3 separate regions of the Homo sapiens genome follow, and all the other regions are linked to region 1. Evidence: chromatin loops called from intact Hi-C (ENCODE). Cell type or tissue: B cell. All regions are shown on one strand. Links, peaks and the distances in the headings refer to the core of each region. The heading gives the core; the rest is flanking DNA.

What was found. A loop is a pair of places that touch in the nucleus more often than their neighbours do. Peaks named below come from ENCODE experiments on the same cell type or tissue, not always from the same donor. Only the 100,000 strongest peaks of a DNase experiment are listed, where the experiment ranks them.
Region 2: a loop joins it to region 1, with 16 times the contacts of the local background. A loop is called at or near these places in 12 of 110 quality-filtered maps.
Region 3: a loop joins it to region 1, with 11 times the contacts of the local background. A loop is called at or near these places in 2 of 110 quality-filtered maps.

The regions. Positions count from the first base shown.
Region 1 is chr12:51,265,860-51,273,571 of GRCh38, forward strand. It overlaps SMAGP (small cell adhesion glycoprotein), which reads right to left and starts at 4,556. Exons shown (of 4, transcript NM_001031628.2): 1 at 4,397-4,556; 2 at 3,386-3,457. The coding sequence starts at 3,419. RefSeq lists silencers at 3,825-4,494, 4,535-4,614 and an enhancer at 4,230-4,730. In B cell, for the core only: a CTCF peak has its summit at 3,815 (motif pointing right); DNase peaks (open chromatin) are centred at 3,842 and 4,372; H3K4me3 peaks cover 1,818 bases; H3K27ac peaks cover 1,717 bases.
Region 2 is chr12:51,528,557-51,536,268 of GRCh38, forward strand. No RefSeq gene overlaps it. Among named protein-coding and RNA genes, the nearest start is that of SCN8A, 59 kb to the right of the region's middle. RefSeq lists an enhancer at 3,646-3,705. In B cell, for the core only: CTCF peaks have their summits at 3,539 (motif pointing left) and 3,740; a DNase peak (open chromatin) is centred at 3,535; H3K27me3 peaks cover 646 bases.
Region 3 is chr12:51,365,413-51,373,124 of GRCh38, forward strand. It overlaps GALNT6 (polypeptide N-acetylgalactosaminyltransferase 6), which reads right to left. Exons shown (of 12, transcript NM_007210.4): 5 at 18-167. Among named protein-coding and RNA genes, the nearest start is that of GALNT6, 22 kb to the right of the region's middle. RefSeq lists enhancers at 3,914-4,063, 5,902-6,468. In B cell, for the core only: no CTCF peak of the experiment used is centred there; a DNase peak (open chromatin) is centred at 3,679; H3K4me3 peaks cover 1,220 bases; H3K27ac peaks cover 1,047 bases.

The DNA.
Region 1 (7,712 bases), core at 2,678-5,177:
ATCACGAGGTCAGGAGATCAAGACCATCCTGGCTAACACGGTGAAACCCCGTCTCTACTAAAAATACAAAAAATTAGCCGGGCGTGGTGGTGGGCGCCTGTAGTCCCAGCTACTCGGGAAGCTAAGACAGGAGAATGGCGTGAACCCATGAGGCGGAGCTTGCAGTGAGCTGAGATGGCGCTACTGCACTCCAGCCTGGGTGACAGAGCGAGACTCCGTCTCAAAAAAAAAAAACAACAGTAGTCCCCTCTTATCTGCGGTTTTGCTTTCCTAGGTTTCAGTTACCCGTGGTCAACTGCAGTCCGAAAACATTAAATAGAAATTTAACAGAAAAAGAAAATTCCAGAAAGGAACAATTCATACATTTTAAATTATGTACCGTTCTGAGTAGCGTGATGAAATCTCACACCCTGCTCCATCCTGCCTGGAAAGTGAATCATCCTTTTGTGTCCATGCTATAAACGCTTAGTAGAGTACCACAGCGCTTGTGTTCAAGTAACCCTTATTTTACATGACAGTGGCCCCAAAGCACAAGAATAGTGATGCAATTTGGACATGCCAACAAGAAGTGCTTCCTTTAAGTGAAAAGGTGAAAGTTCTTGACTTAAGAAAAAAAAAAAAAGAACTGTGTACTGAGGTTTCTAAGATCTATAGTAAATAAGACATTTTAAGTGAGAGAGACCATTTTCACATAACTCTTATTACAGTATATTGTTATAGTTGTTCTATTTTATTATTATTGTTAATCTCTTACTGTGCCTAATTTACAAGTTAAGCTTTATCATAAGTATGTATGTACAGGAAAAAACACAGTATAGATGGGGTTCAGTACTATCTGAGATTTCAGGCATCCACTGGGGTTTTTGGAATGAATCCCCTGTGGATAAGCGGGGACTACTCTACCACTGAATTGTCTGCGAAAAAATGGCTAAAATGGTAATACCTGTACTATGTTTATTTTACCATAAATTTTAAAAAAGAAAAAATGGCATGAGCCTGTAATCCCAGCACTTTGGGAGGCCGAGAAGGGCAGATCACTTGAGGCCAGGAGTTTGAGACCAGCCTGGCCAACATGGCGAAACCCTGTCTCCACTAAAAGTATACAAATTAGCCAGGCGTGGTAGCGCACGCCTGTAATTCCAGCTACTAGGGAGACTAAGGTGGGAGAATTGCTTGAACCCAGGGGGCGGAGGTTGCAGTGAACCGAAATTAAGCCACTGTACTCCAGCCTGGGTGACACAGCAAGACTTGGTCTCAAAAATAATAATAATAAAATTTAAAAAATGTAAACAGCTCCCCCTTGCCAAGGTTCTAATCCCTCAGCTAGCTGCCAAGGTATCACCTTTTTTCCCTTGTGGGCAGGATTATTCTGGAGGTCCTCTGCCCACCCGCTTCCTGAACATCCTCCAGGGTAAATCGTCTCTGTAGCTTCACACATGGTATGAGGTATTCTACCTTTATCTAGAGCAGGTACACACGAAAAAGGTATTCTACGTTTCTCTAAGATACCTGCTGCGCCCCTTTGCCTGTATGAACCTTGTCCGTCTTTCAAGGGCAAGACTCAGATCCCCTTCCTCACCCACCCATGAAGCCTTTGCTGACCTATTCCCCCCCCCCACTCCGTGTCCCCCTAACTCTTTTTTTTTTTTTTTAAGACAGGGTCTTGCTCTGTCACCTAGGCCGGAGTGCAGTGGCATGATCTCGGCTCATTGCAACCTCCATCTCCTGGGCTCAAGGGATCCTCCCACCTAAGCCTTTGGAGTAGCTGGAACCACAGGTGTCTACCACCAAGCCCGGCTAATTTTTAAATTTTTTTGTAGAGATGGGGTTTCGCCATGTTGCCCAGGCTGATCTCGAACTCCTGAGCTCAGTCTGCCTGCCTCAACCTCCCAGAGTGCTGGAATTACAGGCGTGAGCCACCATACCTGGCCATTTCTCTCTTTTATCTCTTCTCACCAGACAACTAAAAGTCTGAATTGTGTGCATTACCAGTCACAGAGGACACTGTCTTAGACTTCCACTGGTGGTGTCACTCACCTGTTTCCACATCAGTAAAAGCAGAGAATGCCTGTCCTAATGACAAATGTGACTGTGTATAGGAAGACAAAGGTGTATAGACCAACCAAGGGTTTGTTCCTCTCTCTCCCTAACTAGCACATGCTGAAAACAGTCAATAAATAACTGATAGTTTGTCCGGCCCAGCCTGATGATGAACTAAAAGGTGGGCATCCATTCTCAGAGTGCTGAGCAGTAGTGCCCGGCCTCCGCACACCTTCAGGGAACAATGGGGTTTTGATGCTGGGTCTGTATCACCAGAGGAGTGGAATGAGAAAGCCAGCAAAATCACTTTCAAGGGAAAGATGGGTTTCTAACAAGTACTCAGTGCTAATAACCAACGTGACTGAGTGCTTACGAGATACTACACACTCTTCTAGGTGTTTTATATGGGTTGTCTCATTTAATCTTCATAAATCATAAGATAGGTACTATTTTCCCTATTTTGTGAATGATGAAACCGGAGCTTAGAGGTTAGCAATACTATCTTTAGCAGGTTTTTAAAAAATGATTTCCCTGTTATCTTTGAAGATTCCTTTTCCACATTTAATTACAAGGGTTTCTGCTACATTCTTTGCCATAGCTATAAATTATTAGACAGATGAATGTAAAGCCCTTCCTTTAGGCTTATACAATAATCTTCCTTCCTTCCTTCCTTCCTTCCTTTCCTTTCCTCCCTCCCTTCCTATTTTTTGAGACCGGTCTCACTTTGTTGCCCAGGCTGGAGTGCAATGGCACGATCTCGGCTCACCTGTGCTTCCCAGGTTCAAGCGATTCCCATGCCTCAGCCTCCTGAGTAGTTGGGATTACAGGCGTGCACCACCACGCCTGGCTAATTTTTTTGTATTTTTAGTAGAGATGGAGTTTCACCATGTTGGCCAGGCTGGTCTCAAACTCCTGACCTCAGATGATCCGCCCACCTCGACCTCCCAAACTGCTGGCATTACAAGCATGAGCCACCACGCCCGGCCTCTTTCTTTCTTTTGAATTAGCAATGGGGTCTCACTATGTTCCCCAGGCAGGTCTCAAACACCTAGCCTCAAGAGATCCTCCTGTCTCAGTCTCCCAAAGTCCTGGGATTACCGACATAAAATTATTTGATAAACCGAGGTTACAAAGATTTGTGAAGTCACCATGTCCATGTGACTTCAGATTAAAACCGTACTAAGGGGCACACTCTAGTTCCTGCTTCCTCCCAGGCCCTTCCTGTGTGAGGCAGGCAGAGAGAGGTGGGAGTCTTCCCACCTGGGCTGAGGCTTCCAGGACTGGTCTGGGGAAGGGGATGTTGAACAATTCTTTCTCACTGGGATTAGGAAAGGCCTTCACCTACCTCTTGGAGAAGGAGTAGTCAGGAGGCTGGTCATTGTCACTAGTGGTTGAGTTTCTTGGAGAAGAGGCAGATCTGTAGGAAGAGGGGCAAAGACAGGAATGTAGCGGGTGGGCCCCTATGGCTTTGAGTCCTGGAAGTCCCAGGAAAGCCTCTGGTGCCAGGTTCTCCCAAGTCCCTTCCCCTTTTTCTCTTGTCCTCTTCTGGTTTCCCTGAATATCTCCTCAGGCTCCAGGTACCAACAGCTCTCCACAGGAGCAGGTCTGAGGCCGCATGCAGTTTGACGGGGTGTTACCTTCATACGCTCTCTCCAGGTCCTTTCAATGGGCCACCAAATTTACTTAGATCTCTCAAGGCCTGAGAAAGTCAGGCAAAGGTTCGCAAATCAGCAGCGAACCCAGTTTCGCCAAAGCGCGGTAACAGGTACCCTAGGGTTCCACAGCTAGGAGTTCTGGTGACGCCATCCACCAGGTGTCAGGAGAGGGCCGGGAAGGTCAGGACCCGCGCCCAGGCTCCAGAGCGGAGTGGGCGCAGCGCAGTAGCCGGGCCGGGACCGGGAGGCGACGGCCGTGGGCCGCCTTCTGGCTCGCCTCGGACGCTGGGACGCCGGACTGGCCGCCCCCTCCGGGCCTGCTTTCGCCGTCCAGGGCGCGGTCCGCGCACAGCCTGCCAAGCCTCACTGGGCCCCAGCCCGCGCCCCGCGCCCCGGAGATCCTCGACGCCCCTGCGAACGCGGGGTGGACGCGACGGGCTGGGTTGGTCCTCGCCCCGCGGCCCCGCCCCCGTCCCCGCCCCCGCCCCGAGCCCCCCGCGTTACCAGCACCCCGCGGAGCGCGCTGCGCTGGGGGCGGCCGGTGCGTCGGGGAGCGGCGTTCCCAGCCGCCGCGACCCTCTGCCCCAGCGGAGCGCTGAGCTTCGGCCGCTCCGGGTTTCGGTTCCTGCCACGGCCGAGGTGGCTGCGGCGAATGTGGGCGACCCGGCTCTCCGGCGCCCCCGCCCTTCCCTCGTGCTCACCTTTCCAGTCGGACGGGCTGCTGGTGAAGGGCCGGCGCCGCTCCGCGCGTCCTTTTGAACTCAACGGGGGCGGGCACCGCGGAGTCGCGGAGGCCAGCAGAGGCCGAACGAGGACCCCGAGCGGAGGAAGCCGCGGGTGGCGCGCGGGGTTGGCGCAGAGGCCGGAGGGGGTGGGGGGCAGGCCGACGGGGTGGGACAGGAAAAGCGGAGAGAAACCGCCCTCTGCAGGTCCCCTTGGCTCCCCCGGGAGGAAAGGCAGCCTGCCCTTCTCCGATTGTCACTTTACTCTCCATCCGGAGCCGCTTCCTTTCTCGCCGCGAGGCTCGGGGTTGGGGGGGGACCAGATTGGAGCCGCGGGCTAACTGGGATCCGTCCCATTTCCCTGGGCTTGACGTTCTCTGAATTTTTAGCTAATGTGGAAAGTTACATTTATTTGCATTTGTTTATCGCTTGCTCACATAGGTCTGTGTCCTGAAGCTTGGCAGATGAGCGAACTTAGCCAGCACACCCCCGGCCGTGAAGCAGGGAGGTGAAGCGGGGAGAGCAACGAGCCCCACCCGGGTCTTGCCAGCTGGACGTTCTTGTGGGGCAGCGTTGAGCAGCGGTTAGGAGTGCCGTGGACTTTGGATTCAAACAGCCCCAGCTCTTCTGCTTGCTAGCTGGGTGACTTTGGGCAAATTAACATCTCGAAAATCTGTTTCCTCATTCCTAAAATGCGGGTCTGAAAGTGATCATGCCTGTAAAGCCATCTCATATCCATGGTTCTAGAAGCATGGTGAGCACCTCAATTTGAATAATCAGTGCCATGCTTTAGCTACCTCTTGACTCACTCGTTTGTGGCAGGAAATGTTCCCAAATTAATCAGAAGAATTCAGTGACTAAGAGGATGTAATAGTATATAGCGCAGGCACTGGAATCAGCTCTGCTGTGTGATCTTGGACAAGCTGCTTCTGTTCCGTTTCTCTTATCTGGGGCAATACCTGTCTGAATAGAGTGACTGTTGGGACGAAATAGGTTAGTAAATATGTACTGTAAGGCATTAGAACCTTGCCTGGCACATAGTAAGTGCTCAATAAACGCTAGGTCTTGTTACCTTGGCTTCCCGTTTAGGATTGGAACCCTTGTGATTATTCTTTCCCTCCCAGTGATAGACTTCTGTGCTTACTTCGCACTCCTAGGCGTTCTGTAGGTTTGTAAACCAGTATTTATACAGAAATACTTTCTGTAGAAAGACAGGCATCATCAGATTGTGCATGTTAATCCGGGAACAGACCGAAAGGGAAGGTCTCAGAGGAGAGAGGCATAAAGGGAGAAAACAAAACAAAGTCACAAGCAAAGCAAGAGTAGTTGCTTTTATTCCTAAAGTGTTCATTATAAAAGAAACCAGAGGGCAGGGCACTGTGGCTCCCAGCACTTTGGGAGGCGGGTGGATCACTTGAGGTCAGTAGTTTGAGACCAGTCTGGCCAACAAGGTGAAACCCTGTCTCTACTAAAAATACAAAATCCGCTGGGCGTGGTGGCACACACCTGTAATCCCTGCTACTCTGGAGGCTGAGGCACGAGAATTGCTTGAACCTGGGAGGCAGAGGTTGCAGTGAGGCGAGATCACACCATTGCACTCCAGCCTGGGCAACAACAGCAAAACTCCGTCTCAAAAGAAAAAAACAAACACAAATACAGGAGGAAAACAAACAATAAAAAAGTGATGAAATTCATTTTATATAAATATATTGTGAGAAATATATGTAAATATGTGCATGGGAAAATGCCAATCCAACCAAGAAAGGCAAAGAAAGTGATATGCCAGCTATGCATATGTAACTTAATAAAAGAAAGGTGAGCCTGGCTTGTCCTTAGATAAGAGAATATCCAAGAGAAAAGGAAATTAAAATCCTAGAGGGCTAAATCCAAAGGAGGACAATTGCTGGCATTGACATACTTCTAGCTGTCCACCTTGATCATGAATTCCAGGAGAAGTTCAGATCGTTCTTGGACCTGGGTCTGTCTCTTTCACATTTTCTATTATGTGTTGAAGATTGTTTAGAACTATAGACTCAGCCAGGCGCGGTGGCTCACACTTGTAATCCCAGCACTTTGGGAGGCCGAGGCGGGTGGATCACAAGGTCAGGAGTTCAAGACCAGCCTGGCCAACACAGTGAAACCCTGTCTCTACTAAAAATATAAAAATTAGCTGGACGTGGTGGCAGGCGCCTGTAATCCGAGCTAATGGGGAGGCTGAGGCAGGAGAATCGCTTGAACCCGGGAGGCGGAGGTTGCAGTGAGCCGAGATTGTGCCACTGCACTCCAGCCTGGGCGACAAAAAAAAAAGAAAAAAAGAACTACAGACTCAGAGGCTATCTGGCTCAACTGACTGACTCTACTGATTTGCTGTCACTTTCACAATTTCGACAGTTGTTAGTAATGTTCTTTCAATAAGCATCTTTTTTTTCTCTTTAAAATGTAACTGGTGGGGCGCAGTGGCTCACGCCTGTAATCTCAGCACTTTGGGAGGCCAAGGCAGGCAGATCACCTGAGGTCAGGAGTTCGAGATCAGCCTGGCCAACATGGCGAAACCACGTCTCTACTAAAAATACAAAAATTAGCTGAGTGTGGTGGCGGGAGCCTGTAATCCCAGCTACTTCGGAGTCTGAGGCAGGAGAACCTTTTTGCACCCTGGAGGTGGAGGTTGCAGTGAGCCGAGATTGCACCAACGCACTCCAGCCTGGGCAACAGAGTGAGACTCTGACTCAAAAAAAAAAAAAAACAAGTAACCTTACACCTATAATCCCAGCACTTTGGGAGGCCACAGTGGGCAGATCACTTAAGCCTAGGAGTTTGAGACCAGCCTGGGCAACATGTTGAAACACTGTCTCTACAAAATACAAAAAAAGTTAGACAGGAGTCGTGGCATGCACCTGTGGTCCCAGCTAGTCAGGAGGCTGAGGTGGGAGGATCACTTGAGCCCTGGGGGTGAAGGCTGCACTCCAGCCTGGGAGATATAGCAAGATCCTTTCCCCTCAACCAAAAAAAAGTAACCTTAGGGAGGGAGGTGGGGATGATTAATGGGTACAAAAAAAAAAAAAAAAAGAATAAGACCTTAAGACCTACTATTTGGTAGCACAACAGGGTGACTATAAATAATAACTTAATTGTACATTTAAAAATAACTAAAATAGTGTAATTGGATTGTTTTTAACACAAAAGATAAATGCTTAAGGGGATGGATACTCCATTCTCCATGATATGATTTTATTATGCATTGCATGCTTATATCAAAACATCTCATGAGGCCGGGCATGGTGGCTCACACCTGTAA
Region 2 (7,712 bases), core at 2,283-4,782, 260 kb after region 1:
CTGAGATACAGAAATGATGCAGAGGAACATAATCTGAGGTGCTGGCTCTGCTGAGGGAGTCTCAGGGACTCTGGGACCTCTTGATCTGCCCTTGGGTGTTTTCCTCTTGAATTCCTGTTTCTGTCCTTACTACTGCCCTTGCCTGCTTTTCAGACTTCAGACTGATCTGTCACTGGCTCATCGAGTACCTGAGCTGAGCATCAGTATATCCTGGGGAAAGTCAGGCTTCAGTGAAAGCAAAGCTCCAGAAGTGTTAGCAGGAAAGCTCAAGAACATAGGGGAGTGTGCTCACAAAAGACAGGGCATTCCTGAGGACACAAGGCAAAGGAGGGCATGAGCCTGGGATGGGATGGGCATATGAGAGTAAGAAAGCACGAGAACCAGGAGAGGTTCTGAGGGCATGGTGACATCTGCTGCTCTCCCCAGGACACACAGCCCGCAGAGCATCAGGAATGTGCCAGGAGCTACAGGCAGGGGTTTGGCATGGTGGTGAGCTAATATCTGCAGAATGCTGGGAATGGCATCCGGCACATAGTAGGTGCCATGTAAGTATTTGATACATAAATATGGATAGAGCATTAAGGTTTTTCCTGGCTGCCCTTTATCTTGGAAGGCAGCCTTGCTCCAAGCAAATCTCCAGTGCCTCAGACAAGCCACAGGAATCTCCCAGGATCTGCTTGCTGAAGGTTCAAAGGGCAGAGCTAATGACAGGGAAGAGGCTTTCTCTCCCGCACCTTCATCATCTTCACTCCACAGTCATCTCTTCTTCCTGCTTGCCCTCAGAGTGGGTTGTTATCTCCAAGGAATCCTTCATATGCCAAAGTCCAAGAACTGACCTGTAACTAGACTAGACTAAACTTCCTGAGACACGGACCATGTCTGCCATGTCCATTTTTGCATTCCCCATAAAGCACCATATCTAGCACACAGTACGTGCTCATTAACCCTGTGAAATGAATATATGACCCAACCCTGAGGTAAGTTAGCCTGCAAGTATAACTTAATTAGGCACAATAATATCTGGGGAGAAGTCAGACCAATACCAACCACATAGATTAATTACAGAACAGTCTCAGTTGGGGCCATGTTGAGAATCTGCTTACTGGTGTCTGCGCAGGAAAGGGTTAACGCAGCAGGTATGGGTTGCTCAAACCTTGCACATTCCAAAGAAAGGACTGGGCCCTTGACTGGCTCCTGGGAGGTGACCTTTGAGCCCTTGGAAGATCCTGCCTGGTTGACTTTTTTTCTATGCCCCAGGCCTTAGGCCACACTATCAGTCTGACCAGTTTGTGCTAATAAAGTGATTTATGGTGAATGTCTGGTTTTGTATGCCTAAGGCCCTGCCTGGGCTGTGCACCAACAGTTTGACCTCTCAGTAGCGTGGGGAACTAGAGACTGAGTGGCTAAAATAAGTCATGTGGGTACTGCCACCACATAAAACCCCTGGACAACAAGGCTCATCCCTGGTTGGTAATATTTTGCACGTGTTGTCATGCATAGTTTTTGGGGGAATTAACTGCATTCCCGTCAGGCCCACTGGGAGAGGACACCTAGAAGGTTGAGCCTGATTGCCTGATTTCTCCTGGACATCGCCACCTACTTTGTCCCTTTGCTGATGTTCATCTGTATCCTTTCCCTGTAATGAACCATAACTGTGAGTATATCAGCTTTTCGGAGTCCTGTGAGTCCTGCCAGTAAGTCATTGAATCTGAGGGGGGTCTCAGGGCACAGATAATGCAATGTCTGTTATCAAAGAAGTTTAGAAGTGGATAATTTGTAATGATCTTTGTCTTCAGTTACTCTGATGCCTCTCCACACAATTACTTCATTCATTCATGCAACACGTGTTTTTGAACACCAACCATGTGTGGATACTGCATTCCAGGCACTGGGACATAGCAGTCAGCCAGACAAAGATCCCTGCCCTCATGGAGCTCATGTTCTAATGGGGGAAGGTGAGAGACTAAGCGATACACATAATGAAAAAGGTGATAATGCTATGGTAGGAAGAAGTAGAATAGGTACAGGGGATCAGGAGCACTGGGACGGGGGTGGGGCTCCTTGAGAAGGTGAGATGTGGCTTGACAAAGGTGAAAGTGTGCCATGGGGGTTCCTGAAAGTTCTCTGGAGGACTCATTTGCCCCTTGAGTGCTTGGGCCATGGCTCTCATTCTTTAATGAGCACCAGAATTACTTAGGAAGTTTGTGAAAGAGGCTGATTTCCAGACCCCTTTTGTGTGTGTGCGGTGGGATGGGGGCTGGCGGGGAAGTTAAGATTATAAAACGCACTTGCCGTGAGCCTGATGCTGGAGGTCCAGGAACTGCACTTAGAGACCCACTCCATCAGGCAGGCCTGGGCAAGGAATGAGAAACAGCCCTTGCTCTCGGAGAGCTCCCACTTGAGTGGTAACAGAAGGGAGAGCTGGGTAAAACACAGTGCCTGTCAGAGCATCTCTCTGCCATTAATGCATCCATGGGGAACGTCAATGCCCGAACTGACAATTAGCTGAGGGTGGAGAACTCTGAAGGGATGCATTTTGAGGAGCTGGGGTAGAAGGGATTAGGGGACAGAGGTGAGGACTCCTGCAATAAAAATACAGGTTCCCCAGAGCAAGACCAGAGGTGCTGAGAGACCAGAAATGATCTCTTCTGAAAAGACAAGAGGGCTTGGAATCTTCCTGGGTTTCCCCAGTGGTAGTTCTGTCTGCAAGACAAAGTCTTTGGTCATGGGGAGACTGGATAAATAGAAGGGGCCTTGGAGAGAGTAGCAAAGGCGGTCGGAGCCGCACCCAGCTGTCCTCAGATCCCCTTTCCAGCTGTGTATGTTCACTGTCGATGGCTCCTATCAACACCTGTCTTCAGACGATAAAGCACGGGCTCCTGGGGCTAAGTCACCCAGATGCACCAAGAACTGGAAGGGGCTGCCAGTTGACGTCCCCCTGGGGCAGCCGTGGTCAGCCATTGATGGGTGCAGCAGTACAAAGCCCTGTTCCTTTGCCCTGAGGGAGGGCAAACTCTGTGCTGCAAGGCACGCCCCTGGAGCTCCCTCAGGCATCAGGCTGAGGCTGGGACTTCACCCCAAATCAGACACTTGCCTGGCATTTACTCTTTCCCTATTCTACTGTCCCCACTTCCTTATAATATTTTCTTGGGAATATTTCCTTAGTAAACCACTTGAGCATGAATTATTGTCTCATCTGACCATAGACAGAGAAATACTTTAAGCACCAAAGCAACCCATACCTCGGCTCCCAGTTCCTTAGGGAGAGTGGGGAATAAACTCCCATGGCAACCCAGAAAGGCAGTCCTCTCCCCTTCCCCAGGCTGGACTGCCCAAACCTGCCCGGCCTGACTGCTCTAGAAAGGGCACCTTAGTGTCCATGGAGAGGTGGCACCAGGGCAGGTGGCACCAGGTTTCAGTTACCGCCCCTTCTTAGTAAACCCAGAAAGCCGTCTAGACAGTTCTGGGCATGCAAAGCCCCACTCAAGACTGGGCTGAAGAATCGGACTCTCCTTCCCGTCTTTGCTATGCCTGCCCTCTGCTGGAGGAACTCATGAACGGCAGCTGGTTAGAAGGGAAGGAGTGAGCCAGAAGCACCAGGGCTCCAAACCCCACCCATCCTTTAGGGTCCAACTCAAATGTCGCTTCCTCCAGGTAACCTCCTCTGATTCCCGCAGCTGAAAGCAAGCTCTCTGCTGTAAGCCCCCACGCCCTTCCTCTACGCGTCCCTAATGGTGCCGTCTACCTTATGTCCTGGTTATGCATTACATGTTACCTCCTCAGCTCATCTGTGAGCTCCCAGGGGAAGAGGATTTTTTTTGTTGCTGGAATTTACTCCCAAAGGATTTTGCACCTCCCTAGAAATATCTCCCACAACTAAGCCCTAAATTCACATCATTAAAGAGAGCCTTTTGAATTCAAGTGTTGTATCTCTAAAAAGGCCCAATTAAAATGTAACTATGAAAAGACATAACCAAGTTGCCTGGACTGTGAGTCATTAAACATTTAGGACATTAGCAAATTAATAGAGCTCAGAGTGCGGAGAGCCGAGGTGTTATCAGAAATGTTTTGGGTGCCAAAGAAAGATGAGAAAAGGAAGAAGGGTAAAGAAAAAAAGAGGAAAAAGTTGAGCATGAGGAACTTCTGAAGAGAGTTGACTGGATAAAGCTGGGGAGGGGCTGGGGGGTTGGAGGGAGGCAGGAGGGTAATAAAGTCCCATTTACCCTGGGGTAGAGATTCCAGAAGAACAGGTGGGGGACACATATCAATAGTGCCATTTTATCTTGTGGACCCAAAAAGAAGTTACTGGGTCCAAATGCCAAAAAAAAAAAAAAAAAGCCCAGTAAAACAAAATTTATAAATGCTTAATTAGACATCAGTAAAACATAACATTGTCAATTTCATTAATTGTTAAATTTAGTATTTATAAATATTTATTCCATTTGAAAAGAATTTTGTGGGTTAGATTTTTTTCACTTCTTAAGAATTCCTGGGTAGAGATGGTGACTCCTGAGTAATCGTAGCCAATAATAAATTAAATATTACTCATCGCCAAATAATTTCCAAAGCAAAATTATAAAATTCCTTTCAAACTTACAGGGCAGGGTCAGGCACGGTGGATAATCCCAGCACACTTTTGGGAGGCCAGGGCGTAGTGGGTCACTTGAGCTCAGGAATTCAAGACCAGCCTGGGCAACATGGTGGGACCTTCTCTACTCAGCCTCCTGAGTAGCTGTAGTCCCATCTACTCAGGAGGCTGAGGTGGGAGGATCGCTTGAGCCCAGGAGGTAGAGGCTGCAGTGAGCCGTGTTGGTGCCACTGCACTCCAGCCTGGGTGACAGAGCAAGACCCTATCTCAAAAAAAAAAAAAAAAATTATAGGGCAAATTATATTTAACATAGGATATGAGTGTGTTTTAATATATTTGCTATAATAAAACTAGGAGTCTCTGGGGCTTACAAAGTTCTTAAAATGGCCTTTAATATCAAAGATCAATTTCCTCCATCTGCTTCACAACAGTTTCACCCTAGATGATATCAGAGTCCTCACCTTTCATAAGCAGACAAAGCACCCAGAGACAAACTGCTTTCTTTTCTTCAACACAATTTGAATTTACCTTCTTGTCCACCTGCATGGGCAAATTAGTTGGTGATTAAATGCTTAGAATAGCTAACTATAAAGTTTTTCTGCTCTCAAGGAACTTTCCAGAGGGAAACAATGTTATCATTTCTTCTGTATATTTTCTGTGCATTTTATGTATTTCCAATCAAAAACTAAATACATATTCTCCAACTTCTCCTTTTAAACAAACATTAATATTCTGTGTATGTTGCTCACATTGCTATATTCCTCTTTTTTTCTACTTAACAATTGAATCCCCCTTGTAGAGCCCATAATTATTAGGAAATTAACAGTAACTCTCCCTCCACAATGGTCGAAAGGGGGAGTAAAGTACAGCCTTTAAGAGGTAGGAGCAATTTGCATCCAGAAAACACTGAGCTACTGAATGTAGTCAAAGAGAGCCCCTAAGTCATTTTATGCAGAAATAATTTAGACACTGGCAGAGCATGTCAAAGTCAGGGATATGGACTGGGTGAGCTTGTAGAAACCTGATGGCCAAGAGTGACAATTCTTCAGTGCAAGAGAAATGGTGCTGGGGAAAACCAGAGCCTTGTCTTTCTCCTCCCCTTCCTCCTCTTCCTCTTCCTCCTCTCCCACTTTTCTTTCCTCGCTTATTCTTGCTGGAAAAAAAAAAAAAGGTTGCCAAGAAGGCTGCAGGAATAGCCAAACGCAAGCAAAGAGAGGCTGATTATTCCATAAAAGCTGCACACACACTGGTGGCGGGGCGGGGGCGGGGGGGGATGGTGCAGGCAGCAGAGAACAGAGCTGTCATGCAAGCAGCCAGGGAAGCCGGGGCTGTCCATCCTTAGGAGGGAAAAGGAAGGAAGTCCCAGGTTTAGTCAAGTCATGTTTTCTTGACTTGTATTTAGAAACTTGGAGAATTCTACAGTGAAGTGATATTTATTTCGTGGCTGCTGTGCACCAGGCAGTAGGACACAGCAGGGAGCCAAACAGATAACAGTCCTGGTTTCATGCCGCTGACTTTCTAGACAGGGAAAAGCCAGTAAGCGAACACATGGCACATGTATGTGACATAAGAGCAGGCTGTGATCAGTGCCACAAAGACACAGAAAGAGGGTAAGGGGACGGAGAATGATGGGGTTATATGTGAGGTGTGTGCCTTTAGCCAGGGTAGGCAGGGGAGGCCTTTCGGAAGGGGTGGTGTCTGGGCGGAGACACAAATAAAGATTCCATCTCTGGGTAAAGTGGGTCCCAGCACGGAAGCCCTGGGTCTTGGCAGTGTGCGGGGGCTTGGTGGAGATGAGGCCACGTGGGGCAGAGTCCCAGGGAGAGGCTCATCCACAGGTGAGACCAGCACTAAAACAAATGAAACGGAATAGAGTAGAAAAGAAACATCATAGTGCACCGGGAGTAATACAGTGGGGATTGTCTGGGGACATTTCTGTTGCAGATATATACATGTGTATGTAGTAGGTTATAACTGAAAGAGTCTTTTCCAGTCAGAAAAGTGTCAAAGCCCCTGAAACGAAGGTACAGAATCTGGACGCGGATTATCTTCATGCATATATATTAGTATATATACATATATACATATATATAGTAGTAAACTTTTTATTTTGGAATAATTTTAAATTTACAGAACAGTTGTAAAGATAATATAAGGGTTCCTCTATTTCCCCTCACCCTGTTTTCTCTAAAGCTAACATCTTTCAGTGCCCTGCTACATTTGTTAAAACTGAGAAAACAGCATTGGTACATGACTCAATTGAACTCTAGACTTAACTTTTTTTTTTTGAGGAGTCTCGCTCTGTCGCCCAGGCTGGAGTGCAGTGGCACGATCTCGGCTCACTGCAATCTCTGCCTCCCAGGTTCAAGTGATTCTCTTGTCCCAGCCTCCCACGTAGCTGGGACTACAGGCACGTGCCACCATGACCGGCTAAGTTTTGTATTTTTAGCAGAGATGGGGTTTCACCATGTTGGCCATGCCGATCTCGAATTCCTGATCTCAGGTGATCCACCCGCCTCAGCCTCCCAAGGTGCTGGCATTACAGGTGTGAGCCACCACGCCCGGCCTTAATTTGGATTTTGGTAGTTTTTATGGTTTTTAGTACCAGGATCCAATCCAGGGTCCGGCTTTGCATTTAGTCATCCTGTCTCCTTAGCCGCCACATCTGGTCTGCGATAATTTCTGTCTTTCCACGTTTTTCATGACCTTGGCAATTTTCAGAAGTATTGGTGAGATATTTTGAAGACTCTCTCAATTTCGGTTTTTCTGGTGTTTTGCTCACTATTAGAATGGGTCTATGGGTTTTTGGGAGGAATACAACAGAGGCGAAGGGCCCTTCTCATCACACCTTATTGGAGGGTATGATATTAACATCACTTATCACTGATGAAGTTAACCCGAACTCACTGGTTTAGGCAGCGTTTGTCAAGTGTCTCCACCATAAAGTTACTGTTTTTTTCCTTTCATTACTATATTCTTGGCATGTGAGTAAGTCCAGCCCACACTCAAGGGTGGGGGGCAAGAATTAACCTCCACTTCCTAAGATGAATTTATCTACTTATATTATTTGGAATTCTTCCATAAGGATGATCTGTTTCTTGTGCCCATCTATGCATTGAATCAT
Region 3 (7,712 bases), core at 2,283-4,782, 99 kb after region 1:
GGTGCCCTGGTACTCACAGTGGGCATCCAGGAACGTGAGCACCTCCGCCTGTGCCACGCTGGCCCCCAGCAGCCGGGCGGTGATCAGCCCCTTCCGCTCCTCCTGCCGCACCACCCTCACCACCTGCAGCTGCTTCACGTACTGCTCCAGCTTCTCCTTTAGGTGCTCTGGAAGGGACAGTGTCATTGTGGCCAGTCCACCACTTTGCTGTATACCCAATCCCCTGTGGGCACCAAGCTAGGGGCTCTCAGGCCTCTAGCAGGCCTGAATTTTAAACCCCCAACACCTGCTGTACTGAGCCATTCCACAGAAGCCGGAGCTGGGGAAGGAGGTTAACAGGGAAGATGGGGAGAGGAAGAAAGAAGCCCTGTCTGTGGTCAAAACTGCCTCACCAGGGCTCTGGCTCTGTGGTGCTAGATCCTATGCCTGTTCACCTGGGCACCCTCTCTAATGTCAGGGACAGCACCTCAGAGTTGTGTTTCTGTGGTCACGTATCAAGTACAAACTTTTTGTTGTTGTTGTTGAGATGGAGTCTCATTCTGTCACCCAGGCTGGAGTGCAATGGCGTGATCTTGGCTCACTGCAACCTCCACCTCCTGGGCTCAAGTGATTCTCCTGCCTCAGCCTCCTGAGTAGCTAGGACTACAGGTGTGTGCAACCATGCCTGGCTCATTTTTACATTTTTAGTAGAGATAGCATTTCACCATATTGGCCAGGCTGGTCTCGTACTCCTGGCCTCAAGTGATTCGCCTGCCTTGGCCTCCCAAAGTTCTGGGATTACAGGCATGAGCCACCACGCCCGGCCCAAGTACAAAATTCTGACAGAGGCTCTCAGATGCCTCCCTCAGTTTCTCCACCCTCTCAGCCACCATCTTCCAGAGCTGCAATTCCACAGCTCCATTGCACGGTTGTTTTCCAGTGTCTAGGATTCCCTGTCTCCCAGGCTCTTCACGGTAACGTCGATGGGTGGGCATACACAAATGGTGACTCCTTGCTTGCTGGATCAGCAGCAGGACATCTGACTCTAATCCCCTTTGTAACCTCCTCTGCAGATAGAATTCTTTAAGGTGAAAACATGCCCAGCAGCTTTTTAATTATATTAAGAAAATACTTGCACCAAGCACCTACCACGGACCAGGCACAGTGGCGAGCCCAGCCGGCTTGACCATTTGTCCTAAGGAACAAACCACCCAGAAGCAAGGCTGACCAGGAAACAGGCAATTCCAGGGCAGGTGATCCATGATCTAACAGAGGTAGTGCTGGGGTGTGGGTCCCAAAGAAGGGCCAAATCTCCTGGATTTGAGGAGCGGGGAAAGCTTTTTGAAGGGAAGATGTCTCTACTGAGACCTCCAGCTCCTTTCAAAGAAGAGTTTTAGTTCATGGCCCTGTAATTTAGTCTGAAATCCTCAGAGCATTAACAATAGCTCTATTCTGGCTGGGCACGGTGGCTCACTCCTGTAATCCCAGCACTTTGGGAGGCCAAGGCAGATGGATCACTTGAGCCAAGGAATTTGAGACCAGCCTGGCCAACATGGTGAGACCCTGCCACTATTAAAAATACAAAAATTAGGCCAGACGCGCTGGCTCATGGCTGTAATCCCAGTACTTTGGGAGGCGGAGGCAGGTGGATCACCTGAGGTTGGGAGTTCGAGACCAGCCTGACCAACATGGAGAAACCCTGTCTCTACTGAAAATACAAAATTAGCTGGGCACGCATGCTTGTAATCCCAGCTACTCGGGAGGCTGAGGCAGGTGAATCGTTTGAACTTGGGAGGCAGAGGTTGCAGTGAGCCGAGATTGCACCATTGCACTCCAGCCTGGGCAACAAGAGCGAAACTCCGTCTCAAAAAAACCAAAAACAAACAAACAAAAATTAGCCAGGTGTGGTGGCGCACACCTGTAAACCCAGCTACTCGGGAGGCTGAGGCAGGAGAACTGCTTGAACCCAGGAGGTGGAGGTTGCAGTGAGCTGAGATCATGCCACTGCACTCCAACCTGAGTGACATAGCAAGACTTGTCTCAAAACAAAAAACAAACGAAGAATAGCTCTATTCTGAAGCAGTCCATCTTGAAACATACCGAATTCCAAACCTTACTATGTTTTACTAACTGCCATTTTGGTTTATCTCTGCCACGGTTCTGTTCTGTGCAGAATGGAGTTGCCTGCAGTTTCAGATGTGGGGGACAGATGTGACAATTGTGTGTCCTTTTCCTTTTGGACTGTGGGATCAGCCCAGAGCTTGGGCCTTGCTCTGAATGCAGCATTCTACAAACGGCAGGTCCTGAAATTAAGCAGCTTAGGGGGTTGCATGCAATTGATCTCCCACAAATGCACGCACACAATAACCCAGCACTGAGCTGGAGTGTGTGCCGGTGTGGGTGAGGTAGGTGTCTTCATGGTGACTTCTTTATTTAATCTTCTCTATGATAGTTAACAACTCTATGAAACAGGGAGTATTGTCCCCAGTGTTTATAGATGGGGAAAGTAAGACTCAAAGTGACTAGCCCAGGGTGGCAGAAGCACAAAGGGCAGCAGCAGGATCCTAGCCAGTCTGCATGTGAGGACTCCCCACCTTCTCCCTCCAGGGGAAGTGAGGCCATGGAATTTTTTTTTTTTTTAATTTTTTAATTCTGGAGCAGATTAAGATCAGAAGGCCAAGGACTTAATGCACCTGAGTTTCAAGGTGGTCTCTTGACCACCAGTGAGGCCACGGACTTTTTTTTTTAAATTTTTTTATTCTGGAGCAGATTAAGATGAGAAGGCCAAGGACTTAATGCACCCGAGTTTCAAGGTGGTCTCTGCTTCCTCTCGCAGTCACCCAAGGCCTTGCCATTTCCCTGTGTGTGAGATCCCGGGAGGGAAAGGGAGAGAAAGGGGTTTGTTGAAGCTGTTCTTTAGTCACTGTCCTGGAGAGTGGCGCCTAGGAGAAGGAAAGTCTCTATAATTTGGAATTTCAGCTTTTTCCTTCTTTTTTTTTCCATGTTTTTTTTTTTTTTCTTCTTTTTTTTGGAGACAGAGTCTTACTCTGTCGCCCAGGCTGGAGTGCAGTGGTGCAATCTCGACTCACCACAACCTCCACCTCCTGGGTTCAAGCAATTATCCTGCTTCAGCCTCCCAAGTAGCTGAGATTATTGGCACCTGCCACCACGCCCCGCTAATTTTTTGTATTTTTTGTGAAGATGGGGCTTCACCATGTTGGCCAGGCTGGTCTCGAATTCCTGACCTCAAGTGATCTGCCCGCCTCGGCCTCCCAAAGAGTTGGAATTACAGGCGTGAGCCACTACGCCCCGCCCACTTTTTCCTTCTTCAATCCTACTGGACAGACAGGTGAGGTGATTATGACATGGCGCTCATTTATGAATGGATTCTTCAGGCAGTCATCTGAGGAGGGGGCTGTATCTTACTTAACTCCAGGAATGAGGCCTCTTATCTCTGGGGGCCAGGACCTCAGGAATCAAAATCAGCCTCATGCAGCAGCCTCAGCCCAGCACTCACTCCACAAATGTCTGTCAATGTGCTGCCAGGTGCCAGATGCTGTTCTGGGAAGGGAGGGGCCTGGTCTGGGTCCTGCCCTTTGAGACTCATAGTGCACCTGCAGCCCCGGGTGCTGGCCCTGACAGGAAGGAGGGAGGAAGCCCAGGCTCCTCAGCATGGCTGCTGTGTTTCCCCGAGAGCTTGCCCAGCTCTGCGCACAGGAAGTTCACGGTAGTGGAGATAACCCACGGACAAAACATCATAGGAAGTGGGTTTTGTGGTGAGAGACAGTGAAGCACTGAGCTGTGAACCTCAGGGGGGGCCCCGAGCACTACAAAGCCCTTCTCCCACGCCTTCCTTCCAGTCTGGTGAGGCCAGACCCAGGGATTCTCAGCCTGAGAGGCTTCCAGCCTCTGGCCTCAAGCCCTTCTGGGGAGACAACTCCCCTAAGCAATGCCCCTCGTGATACTCCACCTGTTCCACCCCCAGACCTACTGGACAGACCCAGAACTGAGGAGACTGGAGCTGAGCATAGCTGTACCGGTGAGCCCAGCCACACACTCATGTCCCCGCCGTGACAGCCTTCCAACTTAGGTTCAACACCCCACCACCCCAACCAGCTTCACTCCTCACAACTCAAGTCCACAAGACCCCTGGGATGCCAACACAGACACCGCACTCAGTTCCATGATCTGAAGTATCATGCAGATGGCTCCCAGGGATTCCTTCCTGACCTTGCCATCTTCACTTGGATGTGGAACAAAATGGAAAATTCAACATATGCCCAAAACAGGCTCTGAATTTCCCCTGCAAATCTGCCCCCCAGTCTCCCTCACGTCAGTACACGGTGCCAGCATCCCTCCAGCTGCTCTAACCTGGAAGTCATGCTAGAATCCCCCCTGCTGTCCCCTTCCACAATCAGCACATCTGCAGGTACTGCCAGCTCTCTCTCTCATCCCCACAGTCACTGCTTTTCTGCCTTCTATACCACTCTCCTCAATCTATTCTTGACACGGCAGCTACTGTGAGAAGTAAAATTCTCTCTAAAAATCATAAATCAGATCATGTCACTACAGCGGCTTCAAATTGTATTTAAAAACAAATCCATGGTGTTTCCTTATGGAAAGGTATGATGGTTCCTTAAAAAAAACTAAAGACAGAATTACCATATGATCCAGCAATTCCACTTTTGGGCATATACCCTGAAGAGCTGAAAGCAGAGACTTGGATATTTGCACACCAATGTTCACAGCAGCATTAGTCACGATAGCCAAAGGCAGAAACAGCCTCAGTGTCCATCAGCGAATGAACGGACAAACAAAATGTGGTGTATACATACAATAGAATAGTATTCAGCCTTAAAAAGTAAATTCTGGGCCGGGTTTGGTGGCTCACGCCTGTAATCTCAGCACTTTGGGAGGCCAAGGTGGGTGGATCACCTGAGGTCAGGAGTTCGAGACCAGCCTGACCAACACGGAGAAACCCTGTCTCTACTAAAAATTCAGAATTAGCCAGCACGTGCCTGTAATCCCAACTACTCGGGAGGCCGAGGCAGGAGAATCACTTGAACCCAGGAGGTGGAGGTTGCGGTGAGCCAAGATTGCGCCAATGGGCAACAAGAACGAACTCCATCTCAAAAAAAATAAAGTAAATTCTGACAAATGTTACAACATGGATGAATCTTGAAGGCATTATGCTAAGTGAAATAAGCCAGTCACAAAAGGACAAATACTGTATGATTCCACTTATGATAATCAAATTCATAGAGACAGAAAGTAGAAGGGTGGTTGCCAGGGGTTGTGGGGAGGACAGCGTGGAGAATTCATGTTTAATAGGTACAGAATTTCAGTTTGGGATGACAAAAAATAAGTTATTGGCTGGTTGTGGTGACTCACGCATGTAATCCTAGCACTTTGGGAGGCTGGGAGTTCCAGACCAGCCTGGTCAACATGGTGAGACCCCATCTTATTAAAAAAGGGAAAAAAAAAAGTTCCGGAGATGGTTGCACAATAATGTGAATGCATTTAAAATCAATAAACTGTGGACTGAAACCGTGAAGATGATACGTTTTATGTCGTGCCTTTTACTACATACACACATGAAAAATCCAAACACTGTCGGTGGCTTACGGAGGTCTCACAATTTGGTCCCGCTAGCCTTTTAAAAAATTATTATTATTATTATTATTATTATTATTATTATTATTATTATTTGAGATGGAGTTTTGCTCTTGTCGCCCAGGCTGGAGTGCAATGGTGTGATCTCAGCTCACTGCAACCTCCGCCTCCGGGGTTCAAGCAATTCTTCTGCCTCAGCCTCCTGAGTAGCTGGGATTACAGGTGCCCACCACCATGCCTGGCTAATTTTTGTATTTTTAGTAGAGACGGGGTTTCTCCATGTTGGCCAGGCTGGTCCCAAACTCCTGACCTCAAGGGTTCTCTTGCCTCGGCCTCTCAAAGTGCTGGAATTAACAGGCATGAGCCATGGGCCCGGCTCCTTACACCCACTCCACCAGCACTCTTTCTGCTCCCTGGCTTACTTTGTTTAAGCCACACTGTCTTCTTTCTGCCTCATTAACAAGTCAAGCCTCAGGCCTCTGTGTTGGCTGCTCCCTTTGCAGGGAGTACTAAGAGTAGTCTTTCCTGGCTACTCCGGTGAAAAGAGCTCCCTAATTACTCACTCACTAACCCATTGCCCTGCATTCTTCTTTTTTTTCCCTCTAATTTAGTTAAGCTGGTGGAGTGTGCCAGACAGGGAGGGAACCCTGGCTGCTGACCTAGCCACTCAGGAATGAGGTCTGTGCCCTGGTTCTGACTCAGAGGTGGGGAAGAAAAAGCTCCCCAGCTCAGCACGCGGTCTCCTCCCCCATGGTATCAAATGCCCTTAGACTCACTCTCATAGGGCTACTACTGGGTGCCTGGAGTGGAGGTCAGAGAGCAGGGACATTGTATTTCGGCAGAGACACAGTCCTGTTTGTGTGTGTGTGTAATGAGAGCTGGTTAATCTGATCAAACAGTCAAACGTGTGGGAAATTTTATCCCACTGTGGACGGCAGAGATTTCTGACCATGGATCTGAGGGTTTTTTCCTCCTTTCCTCACTGAACTGAATGTTGCTTAAAGTATCTCTAGCGTCTGAAAGCCCTCTGGGTAGGGTTGTTTATCATAGGGTCCACAAATTCCCTGGAATTAAATGCAAAAATGTGGGTTTTGCATATTATTGTGGGCAGTGGTGCACTATTCTAGGGATTTTAACAGATTCTGAAAGGATGCCAGGACCCAGAAAAATAAGAATGACTAGCTTAGGTTTTTCAGGCAGGTGATTGTTTTGTTTTTGTTTTTGACACAGGGTGTCGCTCTGTCACCCATGCTGAATACAGTGGCATGATCAGGGCTCACTGCAACCTTGACCTCCTGAGTTCAGGTGACCCTCCCACCTCAGCCTCTCGAGTAGCTGGGACTACAGGCACATACCACCATGCCCAGCTAATTTTTTATTTTTTTGTAAAGACAGAGTCTTACTATGTTGCCCAGGATGGTCTTGAACTCCTGGGCTCAAGTGATTTTCCCACCTCAGCCTCCCAAAGTGCTGGGATTACAGGTGTGAGCCAGTGCGTCCTGACCATGCAGATGATTTAGAGATGCTGGAATTGGCCTTTGGAGAGAATTGGCTTTAGAAGAGAGTCCAGGGCAACAAGTCCAGGACAGACAGAGAGAAGGTGAACGTGTATATGGTGGCCTGCTAGGGGCGGGTGCTCTGGAGGGGATACTGGGGCTACTGCCAACTCTGCCCTACTGAACACAGGCTACTCTGCCTGTTAGATGCTGCCTATGCCAGCCTGGCATTATGTCACTTGTCTAGCTAGTCAGAGGAGTTGCCTACCTGGGCACTTGCAGCTCACAGAGTCACAAAGTTTAGGGTGAAAAGTTAACAGTTTAGAACCCCCACGTCCAAGGCTACGGGAGCCCACCTCTTGCATCAGCGTGACCTGGATGTGAGACACGAAGTCAAAGGAAATCACTTTGGAACTTTAAGGCTTAATGAATGCCCTGTTGGATTTTCGATTTGCATGGGGCCTGTAGCCCCTCTGTTTTGGCTAATTTCTCCCATTTCAAATGGTTGTATTTACGCAATGCCTATACCTCCATTGTATCTAGGAAGTGACTTAACTTGCTTTTGATTTTACAGGCTCATAGGGGAAGGGACTTGCCTTGTCTCAGATGGGAGTTTGGACTTGG